Regions from separate parts of the Homo sapiens genome. Here region 1 is linked to region 2. Evidence: chromatin contacts called from ENCODE Hi-C or POLR2A ChIA-PET data. All regions are on one chromosome and are shown on one strand. Each heading gives the region's core, a stretch centred on a gene start or an enhancer-like site at or near the end of the contact. The rest is flanking DNA. Distances are from core to core; before and after follow the strand shown. Region 1 has its middle 170 kb from the start of ERVE-5. Region 2 has its middle 210 kb from the start of ERVE-5.

Region 1 (6,011 bases), core at 613-3,112, 42 kb before region 2:
TTAGAATAGTGATTATTAAAAAGTCAGGAATCAATAGCTGCTAGTGAGGCTGTGGAGAAATAGGAACGCTTTTGCACTGTTGGTGGGAGTGTTCAACCATTGTGGATGATATGCAGTTTTATTGACATAAACCGGGACTTGCACCTGTGTCTGTCTGGTCCTATGAGCCTGCACTCATTTTAATGGTTTGGTTAAGCATTTAGATTCAGAGCTGGACTGCCCAGGTTCAACTCTTGGCAGATCATCTCTGTAACCTTACATAGGCTATTTAGCTTCCCTGCAAGCCTGTGAAGTAGCTAATATTATTAGCTTGACTTTACCTATAAGGAAATTGAGACATTGAGAAACTAAGTGAATTAGTGCTTATAAAATGCTTGGAACATTGCCTGGCATATAGTAAGTGCTATATAAGTGTTTGCTTTTTTAAACAATGCCTCTCCCTTCCTGCTTCTGTGAGTACCTGGTAGAGTCACAAAGGAAATGAAAGCTCTGATTTCTGGCTCCTTGGAGCGTCTCGTGCCCCTGGCAGGAGACTGGCCTATGAAGGTGGCCGTGAAGCTGGTGTTTGCTCCGCCCAACCCCTCCCACCCAGGACCACTCCTCAGCATCTGTGTTCTTCAGCAACTAATACCATACCTGTGTCTCTCCTCAGTGACCCACCTTTGGGCTTTGTTCACAGGTGCAGAAAGCTGGAAGTGATGCTCCAGGGAGTTTATGTCTCCCCATCTTGACCCACACCAATACCTGAGGCTCGTTGCTTTGATTCAAGTCCGGACAAGCTCTAAGGTTCAGCTCACACTGGGAGTCACGCTGCAGGTGCAAGCAAGAATGGGGCTTGAATCACACCCCTACTTGATTTCTCCGTCTCCCTCCTCCTTCCTACTTCTCCCAGGAGCACCATAGAAAATTCCTGGTACACTTATATTGCTTTTGGGGAGCCCAGTCTTACCCAGGCCCAGAGTCAGAGGGGACAGTGAGCAGGGGCCATGCCTCTACTCTGCGGTTCACACACACTTATGTGCTGGGGCTGCTCTCTAGACAAATGTTTGATAAATAGGACCTAACTTGAAGCCAAGAATGCTCTGGAATAGAGGGTGTGGATCTTGGTGCCTGGGGCCTCTAGAGGACGGAGGCCATTCTGGACCAGGTTGGCCAGGGATGGTGCCCAGGAGGTCGGGAGATTGGAGGGGCTGGGTCTGAAGGCTGTGTGGGTTTGGTACTAGGTGAAAGCCACTTGAATGATCTCCTTTCTACTGACTGCAGGAGCTCCTGGGAGTCTGTGAACGGTGGTGATGCAGAAAAGCAAAGCGTGTATATCTGTTTTAGTCCTCCCTCAGATCTGCTGAGGACACCTTGAGCCTGAAGTGAAATCACAGTGGCTCTCAGGAAGAAGGGTGACTGTCTGGTGTGCAGTTGTGCTGCCACGGCAAAGGGAACTTTAAAACATAGAACTGCCATGTAGAAGCTCAGGAAATATCCATGGTGAGGATCCAGGTTAACAAAAATACCTTCTACTGACCTGCTCTCAGACAGATCAAAGAAAAAGCTTCTTCCGGAAATGACCAAATCCATTTTCTTACAGGTCTGTCATCTCTTTTGGTCATAGAATCAAAAAAAATGGAAGACGAGAAAAGGCAGTGAAGACTGACAGCCTGTTGGTTGCTATTCCAGTCGTGTCTGCTCCATACGCGCCCTCCATCTCATCCCACCCAGTCAGTATATTTTCACCAGGCAGTGTTGCAGAAATGTCTGTGGACTCCAGTTCTATTGCAGTCAGGCAGCATTTACAGGTTTGACTTTCAACTGACCATGGCAGGAAGTCTAGAGGCAATTATAGCCAACACCTGCTCTATGTGCGTGCCGGGCAGGTGGTGGCTGATTCCTTGCCTCCAATCCATGATGTGTTTCCTATCAGCTCAGAATAATAACAGTGACACCTCTGCTTCTTCTCTGTCTGGGGGAGCTCAAGGCACTTTACTCTGAAAACCCTCAAATTACTGGCATTTCTTTTAGTGAAGATATCAAATTAATGACTGAAAAAAATGTAGAAGATGGTTATTGGTGATGTTAAAAGACAAGTTTAACCCACTTCCACACAACATGTCTTACAAGCGTAAAGTATTTGAGTAGAGAAAACTATGAATCTAAAATTGAACAAGATGTGAATTTAGACAGACAGCGTTTGTGGTCACAGATGTGCCGAGATGAAGACTGGAGGAAGGGCACAGTTTCTGTAGCAGTGACTTCCACCCAGGGTGTGTCTTGCTATTGTGTGAAATGATTTTTGACACTGGACAAATCTCTACTTCCACTTACAATGTTTTGCCAGCTAGCTGAGGCATTCTGGGAGGGTGAGGAGCCTGGGCTTGGGCTGACCTCAGGAAATCCTGTGTAAAGGGCTTTTGCACACTCAGAAGCAGGCCAGGTTCACCGCTGTTATGTGCAATATTCACTCCTGGCTCTTGCTTCTGAGCCTTGGCAAACCTGAGTCCTAAGAGGCCAATGAAAAGGAAAACACGTTAAGGAGCCAGGGCGCTTCTTGGATATCAGCCTGAATAGTTCTGTTTCATCTGGACCCCAATTTTACTCTCCTGCTGTTTTACACGGAACTAAAAAGAGCTTTACAGAGGACCAGATAGACTGCAGGTCCCTAGGCAGTCAGGGGCCAGGCAAGGCATAGGAGGGTGTCAGGCCTCTGAGCTCAAACTAGGCCATCATATCCCCTGTGACCTGCACGTACACATCCAGATGGCTGGTTCCTGCCTTAACTGATGGCATTGTCTTGTGAAATTCCTTCTCCTGGCTCATCCTGGCTCAAGAGCTCCCCTACTGAGCACGTTGTGACCCCCACTCCTGCCTGCCAGAGAACAACCCCCCTTTGACTGTAATTTTCCTTTACCTACCCAAATCCTATAAAATGGCCCCACCCCTATCTCCCTTCACTAACTCTCTTTTCGGACTCAGCCTGCCTGCACCCAGGTGAAATAAACAGCCTTGTTGCTCACACAAAGCCTGTTTGGTGGTCTCTTCACAGGGACTCGCATGAAATTTGGTGCTGTGGCTCGGATAGGGGGACCTCCCTCGGGAGATCAATCCCCTGTCCTCCTGCTCTTTGCTCCATGAGAAAGATCCACCTACGACCTCAGGTCCTCAGACCAAGCAGCCCAAGAAACATCTCACCAATTTCAAATCTGGAAAGCAGCCTCTTTTTACTCTCTTCTCCAACCTCCCTCAATATCCCTCAACCTCTTTCTCTTTTCAATCTTGGTGCCACACTTCAATCTCTCCCTTCTCTTAATTTCAATTCGTTTCATTTTCTGGTAGAGACAAAGGAGACACGTTTTATCTGTGGACCCAAAACTCCGGCGCCGGTCACGGCCTGGGAAGGCAGCCTTCCCTTGGTGTTAATCATTGCAGGGATGCCTCTCTGATTATTCACCCACGTTTCAGAGGTGTCGGACCACACAGGGACGCCTGCCTTGGTCCTTCACCCTTAGTGGCAAGTCCTGCTTTTCTGGGGGAGGGGCAAGAACCCCAACCCCTTCTCTCCATGTCTCTACCTCTTCTCTGCTTTTCTGGGGGAGGGGCAAGAACCCCTCAACCCCTTCTCCTTCACCCTTAATGGCAAGTCCCACTTTTCTGGGGGAGGGGCAAGAACCCCTCAACATCTTGTCCTTCACTGTTAGCAGCAAGTCTCACTTTTCTGGGGGAGGGGCAAGAACCCCTCAAACCCTTGTCCTTCACCGTCAGCAGCAAGTCCCGCTTTTCTGGGAGAGGGGCAAGAACCTCTCAACCCCTTCTCCTTCACCCTTAGAGGCAAGTCCCGCTTTTCTGGGGGAGAGGCAAGAACCCCTTATTTCCACAGCCCGACCTCTTATCTCTGTGCCCTGATCCCTTATTTCTGTGCCCTGACCTCTTATCTCTGCACCCCAACCCCTTATTTCTGCACCCCCACCTCTTTCCCACTTTTCTGGAGGGTAAGAACCCCCGAACCCCTTCCCTCCATGTCTCTACTCTCTCTTTTCTCTAGCCTTGCTTCCTTCACTATGGGCAACCTTCCACCCTCCATTCCTCCTTCTTCTCCCTTAGCCTGTGTTCTCAAGAACTTAAAACCTCTTCAACTCACACCTGACCTAAAACCTAAATGCCTTATTTTCTTCTGCAATGCCGCTTGATCCCAATACAAACTTGGCAGTAGTTCCGAATAGCCGGAAAACAGCACTTTCAATTTTTCCATCCTACAAGATCTAAATAATTCTTGTCGTAAAATAGGCAAACAGTCTGAGGTGCTGACGTCCAGGCATTCTTTTACACATTGGTCCCTCCCTAGTCTCTGTTCCCAATGCAACTCGTCCCAAATCTTCCTTCTTTCCCTCCCACCTGTCCCCTCAGTCCCAACCCCAAGTGTCGCTGAGTCTTTCTAATCTTCCTTTTCTACAGACCCATCTGACCTCTCCCCTCCTCTCCAGGCTGAGCTAGGTCCCAATTCCTCCTCAGCTTCCGCTCCTCCACCCTGTAATCCTTTTATCACCTCGCCTCCTCACACCCAGTCCGGCTTACAGTTTCGTTCCTTGACTAGCCCTCCCCCACCTGCCCAGCAATTTACTCTTAAAAAGGTGGATGGAGCTAAAAGCATAGTCAAGGTTAATGCTCCTTTTTCTTTATCCCAAATCAGACAGCGTTTAGGCTCTTTTTCATCAAATATAAAAATCCAGCCCAGTTCATGGCTCGTTTGGCAGCAACCCTGAAATGCTTTACAGCCCTAGACCCTAAAAGGTCAAAAGGCCATCTTATTCTCAATATACATTTTATTACCCAATCTGCTCCCGACATTAAATAAAACTTCAAAGATTAAATTCCAGCCCTCAAACCCCACAACAGGATTTAATTAACCTTGCCTTCAAGGTGTACAATAATAGAGTAGAGGCAGCCAAGTAGTAACATATTTCTGAGTTGCAATTCCTTGTCTCCACCATGAGACAAACCCCAGCCACATCTCCAGCACACAAGAATTTCCAAATGCCTAAACCGCAGTGGCCAGGCATTCCTCCAGCACCACCTCCCCCAGAAGCTTGCTACAAGTGCCAGAAATCTGGCCACCAGGCCAAGGAATGCCCGCAGCCCGGGATTCCTCCTAAGCCATGTCCCATCTGTGGGGGACCCCACTGGAAATCGGACTGTTCAACTCACCTGGCAGCCACTCCCAGAGCCCCTGGAACTCTGGCCCAAGGCTGTCTGACTGACTTCTTCCCAGATCTTCTCGGCTTAGTGGCTGAAGACTGACATGCCCGATCGCCTCAGAAGCCCGATAGACCATCATGGATGCCGAGCTTTAGGTAACTCTCACAGTGGAGGGTAAGTCCGTCCCCTTCTTAATCAATATGGAGGCTACCCACTCCACGTTACCTTCTTTTCAAGGGCCTGTTTCCATTGTCTCCGTAACTGTTGTGGGTATTGACAGCCAGGCTTCTAAACCTCTTAAACTCCCCAACTCTGGTGCCAACTTAGACAGTACTCTTTTAAGCACTCCTTTTTAGTTATCCCCACCTGCCCAGTTCCCTTATTAGGCCCAGACACTTTAAATTATCTGCTTCCCTGACTATTCCTAGGCTACAGCCACACCTCATTGCCACCCTTCTTCCCAATCCAAAGCCTCTTTTGCGTCTTCCTCTTGTATCCCCCCACCTTAACTCACAAGTATAGGATACCTCTACTCCCTCCTTGGTGACCGATCATGCACCCCTTACCATCTCATTAAAACCTAATCACCCTTATCTCCCTTCGCTGAAAGCCTATAAACTCTCCTTACAATTTCCCCATTTTACCTGTCCAAAAACCAGACAAGCCTTACAAGTTAGTTCAGGATCTGCGCCTTGTCAACCAAGTTGTTTTGCCTATCCACTCTTTGGTGCCAAACCCATATACTCCCGTATCCTCAATACCTCCCTCTACAATCCATTATTCTGTTCTGGATCTCAAACATGCTTTCTTTACTATTCCTTTGCACCCTT
Region 2 (6,166 bases), core at 1,045-3,544:
CCAGTGTTGCCATGGCAACAGTAAACTGACGCGGCTCACTAGTGGGCGTGTCTTATGGAAAGCTACATCTGCGCAGTTCCTGTTTCAGACAGTCCTCAGTTTGTTCTGGCGTCCTAGTCCCGCTTCTGGAGTCAGGTTGCACCTCCTGCCTCAGAAGGATCAAGTTCCAGTTGCCCACATTGGTAATTAGCTTGATAATCCATCCTTTACTGTTACCTCCTGCAATCCTCTTATTCATTATGATGACTATTTTTTGAGAGAGGGTCTAGCTGTCACCCAGGCTGGAGTGCAGTGGCATGACTGTAGCTCACTGTGGCCTTGACCTTTCCAGGCTCAAGTGATCCACCCACTTCAGCCTCTCAAGCAGCTGGGACTACAGCTGCATGCCACCACACAGGGCTATTTTTTTTTTAATTTTCTGTCCAGATGGAATCTCACTATGTTGCCCAGGCTTGTCTCCAACTCCTGGGCTTAAGTGATCTGCCACTTCAGCCTCTCAAAGTGCTGGGAGTACAGGCGTGAGCCATCACACCCAGCCTTTCTATTCACTTTTTTTTTTTTTTTAAGAGACAGGGTCTCACTCTGTTTCCCAGGCTGGAGTTCAGTGGCACAATCATAGCTCTTGGCACAAACTCTTGTGCTCAAGCAGTCCTTCCACCTCGATCTCCCATGTAGCTGGGACTACAGGTGTGCACCACCACCTGGCTAATTTTTTTAGAATTTTTTTTTTGTAGAGATGGGGTCTTTCTATGTTGTCCAGGATGGTCTCGAATTCTTGGCTCAAGCAATCCTCCCACCTCAGCCTCCCAAAGCTTTGGGATTACAGGCATGAGCCACTGCACCTGGCCCCATCTCACTCTTCTATTCCCTTACCTGTGTTTCCTGGGATCACCTTCCAGATACTTTTTTTTTTTTTTCTGAGACAGAGTCTTGCTCTGTTGCTCAGGCTGGGGTACAGTGGTGCGATCTCAGCTCACTGCAACCTCTGCCTCCTGGGTTCTGAGATTACAGGCGCCTGCCACCACACCCAGCTAATTTTTGTATTTTTAGTAGAGGCAGGATTTCACCATTTTGGTAAGGCTCGTCTTGAACTCCTGACCTCAAGCAATCCACCTGCCTTGGCCTCCCGAAGTGCTGGGATTACAGGTGTGAGCCATTGCGCCTGGGCCCAGATACATTTTTTATTCATGAATTTTTGTTTCAGGATCTGTTTCTTAGAGAATGAGAGAGAAAAATGGCATCAGGAGTCATGGAGCCTCCAGGCTGGGTCTTGCTCTGGTGAGAAAGCACAGGACCGGGGTGGATTTCTGAAATCCAGGCAGTGCTCCGCACCAGGCGCGTAACAGACAGGTCTCCATGGAAAATAGTTCAAATGTTGGGCTTAAGGTTCAGCAAATTACATACAAAGTCTTCTTAAGGCCCCTTATGGAATTTGCTTTATGAGACGGGAAGATCTTTGCTCTGAAGGAGTGAACCGTGTGACTCCAGTCACCTTGCTGAGGGGATGTACTCCTCACGATTTATGGGACCTGATCTGTTTTTCATGGCATCAGGGCAGAGGAGCCATAAGGGGAAGTCCTGTGTGCTGACAGACCAAGCACACCCACTGGTGAGGCTCAGCCAAGTGCTTAACTTTAACCACTGATTAAATTTCCTTCTGTCACCTGCTCGTTGAGGCTCTGCTCTGTGCATTGCACTGTGTGGATCATAGAGGAGAAAAGGGAGATGAGACAAAGGACCAGCCCTGCAAGGGCTTATCATTTTCTGGAGTCTGAGAAAATTCTGGGAGCAAAATGCTTAACTGGAAGTCAGAAAACTTGAGATCTTGTACCTTGTCTTTTGCTGCATGATTTTAAGAAAGTTACTCCCCCTCTCTGAGTCATAAATTTCCATATGAAAAAGGAGGTGAGAGGATAGATGAACTCTAATTTCTCTCCCAACTCTGATTTCCTAGTCTTATATTTTGAAGGAACATTTAACTTTGTTCCTGAAGTTTTGGTAATTTGAGTCTGTAAGATAAATGTAATGCACAGATTACCAGGGGAAAAAGGTGTAAACATTTTATTAGCATTCATATGGGCTTGGGAGTCATACAAAATATAAAGACTCAAACAAATGTCAAGATGGTTGATGCTTTTAGCCCTCTTGAATATACAGAAAATAGGGGCTTGGATCATGGCAAAAAGGATACGGGAGAGAGAGAAGAGGAGAAGAGGCCTGGTTAGCAGAGGCAGTCTTGGTACACAGCTGGAGCCTCTCAGGTGGCAGCCCTCAAAGGGGGTGGGTGGCAGCTTCTGGTAAATGTTTCTCTGCAAGACCTTTAAAGGTGTCAGCCTCTCAGTTAATCTTTCCTGGACCTTGACAAGGAGGACTTCGGAGAAAGCCTTTCACATCTGTTGTTTACTTCCCTTTATTTCCTCTGCAGGTGCAAATCTGCCCCACAAAAGACAGCTTTGCAGGGCTCCTTGTGTTTGCAGGCCCTCTGAACAGCCAGCTCAGAATATGCCTAAGACACATATTTTGGGGTGAAGTATTTTGGTTTTGTGATATCACATAATTCAAACTTAAAATAATTTAAACTTAAAGTTATTGGAATTTTACCTTATTCTGAGCCTTGTGAGGAACATGGCTATGCAGCAGAGTCACGTGGAATGCAGCTGCGGCTTCCGCTTTTTTCTGCTCGTAAATAATTATAACCCAACAGTGTCAAGACCCCCTTAGGTCACTAACCCTCTTCCTGGAGTGGAGTCATCTTCCTTGGAATGGAACAATATGTGACTGATCAGTTTGCTCCAGCTCTGCCCTGTTATCCTGTGGAAAGTGTCCTGATCTCACCGATGTTTCTGTCTCTGGCTTTAGAAGTGAAACAAACACCAGCTCTCCCTATTCATTTGGGGTCGGCGTCTCCCAGACGGGCATCCTCAAGCTGTGTGCCCAAATAAACTCCACCCTTAATCATATCTTCTGAACTTCATTCTTTAAGGTTGGCAGTTGCCTTTAATCTCTTAGCAACATTTTGTATATTCTGGATTCTAGAGATGAGGCCTCAACATAAAGTTTAAAAGGTAGTAAAAAAAGCTTTTATATTTGTATTCTATGACACAGTCACTGAGGTAACATATTTAAGGTTTATATGATTTTAAATATAGGTACCCTAATATTAAATATTATCATCATTCACAGATAAGTTGATCAAAATCTGTTGATGGGTATTTAGATTTTTCTAATTGTTTTACTATTACTTCACTGCAATAAACATCCAATTGGATATATATTTAATTAATTAGTTAAGTAATTAATTTGTTTATTTTAGAGATGGGGTCTTGCTATGTTGCCCAGCTTGATTCACACTCCTGGGCTCAAGCAATCCTCCAACCTCAGCCTCCTCTGAGGAGCTGGGGCTATGGGTGCTCACCACCATGCCTGGGCTTTTTTTTTTTCTTTTTTTTTTTTTTTTTTTTTTTGAGACATAATCTCACTCTGTAGCCCAGGCTGGAGTGCAGTGGCGCAATCTCGGCTCACTGCAACCTCCGCCCCCCAGGTTCAAGTGATTCTCCTGCCTCAGCCTCCCGAATAGCTGGGATTACAAGTGGGTGCCACCAGGCCGGGCTAATTTTTGTCGTTTTCGTAGAGATGAGGTTTCACCATATTGGCCAGGCTGGTCTCCAACTACTGACCTCAAGTGATCTGCCCACCTCGGCTTCCCAAAGTGCTGAGATTACAGGCACCCACCATCAAGCCCAGCTAATTTTTGTATTTTTAGTAGAGATAGTGTTTCACCTTATTAGCCAGGCTGGTCTCAAACTCCTGACCCCAGGTGATCTGCCTGCCTCGGCCTCCCAAAGTGCTGGGATTACAGGCGTGAGCCACTGTGGCTGGCCAGCCTGGCATATTTTTGCACTTGGTGTTTCTACGGGGTGAAATAGCTATAGATGGGAATGCTAGGCCAAAGGATAAACTTTAAAATATTAACAGATCCAGCCAAATTGCTGTTCAGGGATGCCTTTAGTGAGAAAGAAACAAAAAAACAAAACAAAACAAAAAACCATTTTATGTGAGAAATGTGAGCCCCTTTAAATGTTTAGACCCAGAGAGGAATTTAAAATGCAACAGCCATCACCCCTGGAGCTAAGTAATTATCTCTTGAAGCCACTTCCTCTATGGGCTCTAAACTAACTGACACCCCATAGCCATAAAATGCCCTAGGAGGACACCTTAACTCATACCCTATAGGTCAACAATGTAGAGTCAATCTCTAATTAATGTTATCTCTCTAAACCAGTGAGAACTCCTGTCAAACAACTTTGTACCAGCCCACCCCCTGTTCCCCTTGACTTCAAAAACCTTGTGAAAGAGGCAGACCAAACACTCCCCAAGGCACCTGGGAAGTGTGTCCCGGGCAGGTGTCCTCACGTTGGCTCCAGTAAATTCTTTAAATACTATTTTGGGGCGGGGTGCTGTGACCCACGCCCATAATCCCAGCATTTTGGGAGGCCAAGGTGTGTGAATCACCTGAGGTAAGGGACTTGAGACCAGCCTGTCCAACCTGGTGAAACCCCATCTCTACTAAAAATACAAAAATCAGCCTGGTGTGGTGGCAGGTGCCTGTAATCCCAGCTACTCGGGAGGCTGAGGCAGGAGAATCGCTTGAACCCAGGAGGTGGAGGTTGCAGTGAACCAAGATCACGCCATTGCACTCCAGCCTAGGCGACAAGAGTGAAATTCCATCTCATATAAATAAATATTATTTTGCACCCCAGCTTCTTCCTTTCAGGTTGACTTTAGTTACCATATCTTTGTTTACAATGACAGATTTAAAGAAGGTAAAACATAATCTGATATATGAAACATAGCATTGGATTGTGTTTTAATTTTATATCTTCCAATGTGCGTGCCATTCACCATAATTTTTGGTTTTGGCTATTTTATTCTCTCTTCTGTTAATGCCTTTTGTTTTTGATTTGCAAACACGTTTGTGTAGTAAGGCTTCTATGCGTCTGTAAATATTTTACAGCTCTCTCTTTTTTTAATTTTGATTTTTGCTATTCAGAAATTTAAAATTTATAACATAATCAAATTTGTCAGCATTTTTCTTCCTCATTTTTAGTTTTGATGTGAAAACTAATGTCTTTTTTTCTCAGACAATAAATACACTCCCTTATGTTTTTTTCTAGTGCTTTTATGGTTTCTTTTTTGTATTTAAATCTTTCATCATTTAGAAAGTTTATTTTGGAAAAAATAAATAATTCCAGCAGATTTTTTTTTGAAATGTATCAACTTTTGAAGTTTACATTTTATTATCACATCATGCCACTTCTTGGCTCAAAACTCTCTCATGGCTTTATCTCAATTAAAGTGAAAGCCACCTGGCGCAATGGCTCATGCTTGTAATTCCAGCACCTTGGGAGGCTGAGTGGGGCGGATTGCCTGAGCTCAGGAGTTGGAGACCACCCTGGGCAACATGGTGAAACCCTGTCTCTACTACAATACAAAAAAATTAGCCGAGTGTGGTGGCGCACACCTGTAGTCCCAGCTACTGGGGAGGCTGAGGCCTGAGAATTGCTGGAGTCCAGGAGGTGGAGATTGCAGTGAGCTGAGATTGCACCACTGCACTTTGGCTTGGGATACAGGGTGAGACTCTGTCTTAAAAAAATAGTAATAATAAAGTGAAAGCCAATATCCCTGTCATGGCCTGTAAGCTCCTGCCTATCTGGCCCCCACTCTTCTGTTCCCCTTACTCCCTCTAGCCACCTGGCCTCCTTGACATTCCTCAAACACACCAAGCATACTGCCACCCTACCTAAGACCTTAGCACTGCCTTGGATTCTTTCCCTGCAGTTATTGACATAACTTGTTAGCTCATCACCTCCACTGGGTCTTTGCTCACACATCATCCTCTCATTGGAGCCTTCTCCAACCACCTTATATGAAATTTCAACCCTCCCTTCTTTCAGCTCCTCAGACTCCTCAGTCCTCTTTCCTGCGGTATCATTCCCCATCACAGCTGCCACCATCTGACATTTTATGCATTCCAATTATTTATGTGTTTATTGTCTGTCACCCTCCGTTAAAATACAGGCTCCAAGAAGGCAGGAATTTTGTTTTTTTTACTGCTATATCTTTAGCGCCATGTTAGAATAGGACCTGGCACAGAGAATATATTTAA

The links. Hi-C counts contacts between places; a loop is a spot of excess contacts on that map. ChIA-PET counts read pairs that join two places held with the same protein, here RNA polymerase II (POLR2A). Pooled maps may share reads with other maps.
Region 1: a map with no recorded cell type shows a loop between it and region 2 (2.1-fold over the local background). The contact joins two enhancer-like sites. A Hi-C loop is called at or near these places in 1 of 168 maps with a recorded cell type or tissue (OCI-LY7), 1 of 37 single-sample maps with no recorded cell type and 2 of 50 pooled maps. POLR2A ChIA-PET finds 5 or more read pairs at or near these places in 2 of 52 experiments (K562 and OCI-LY7).

What each region holds. Positions count from the first base shown.
Region 1 is chr19:28,432,387-28,438,397 of GRCh38, reverse strand. It overlaps the pseudogene LOC100420587. Among named protein-coding and RNA genes, the nearest start is that of ERVE-5, 170 kb to the left of the region's middle. Within about 2 kb of position 1,862, at least 5 of the 41 ENCODE cell types and tissues checked have a DNase peak (open chromatin) inside an H3K27ac peak, as active enhancers do; they include OCI-LY7, where a contact is called at or near this core.
Region 2 is chr19:28,390,344-28,396,509 of GRCh38, reverse strand. No RefSeq gene overlaps it. Among named protein-coding and RNA genes, the nearest start is that of ERVE-5, 210 kb to the left of the region's middle. RefSeq lists a silencer at 5,234-5,470. Within about 2 kb of position 2,294, at least 2 of the 41 ENCODE cell types and tissues checked have a DNase peak (open chromatin) inside an H3K27ac peak, as active enhancers do; they include OCI-LY7, where a contact is called at or near this core.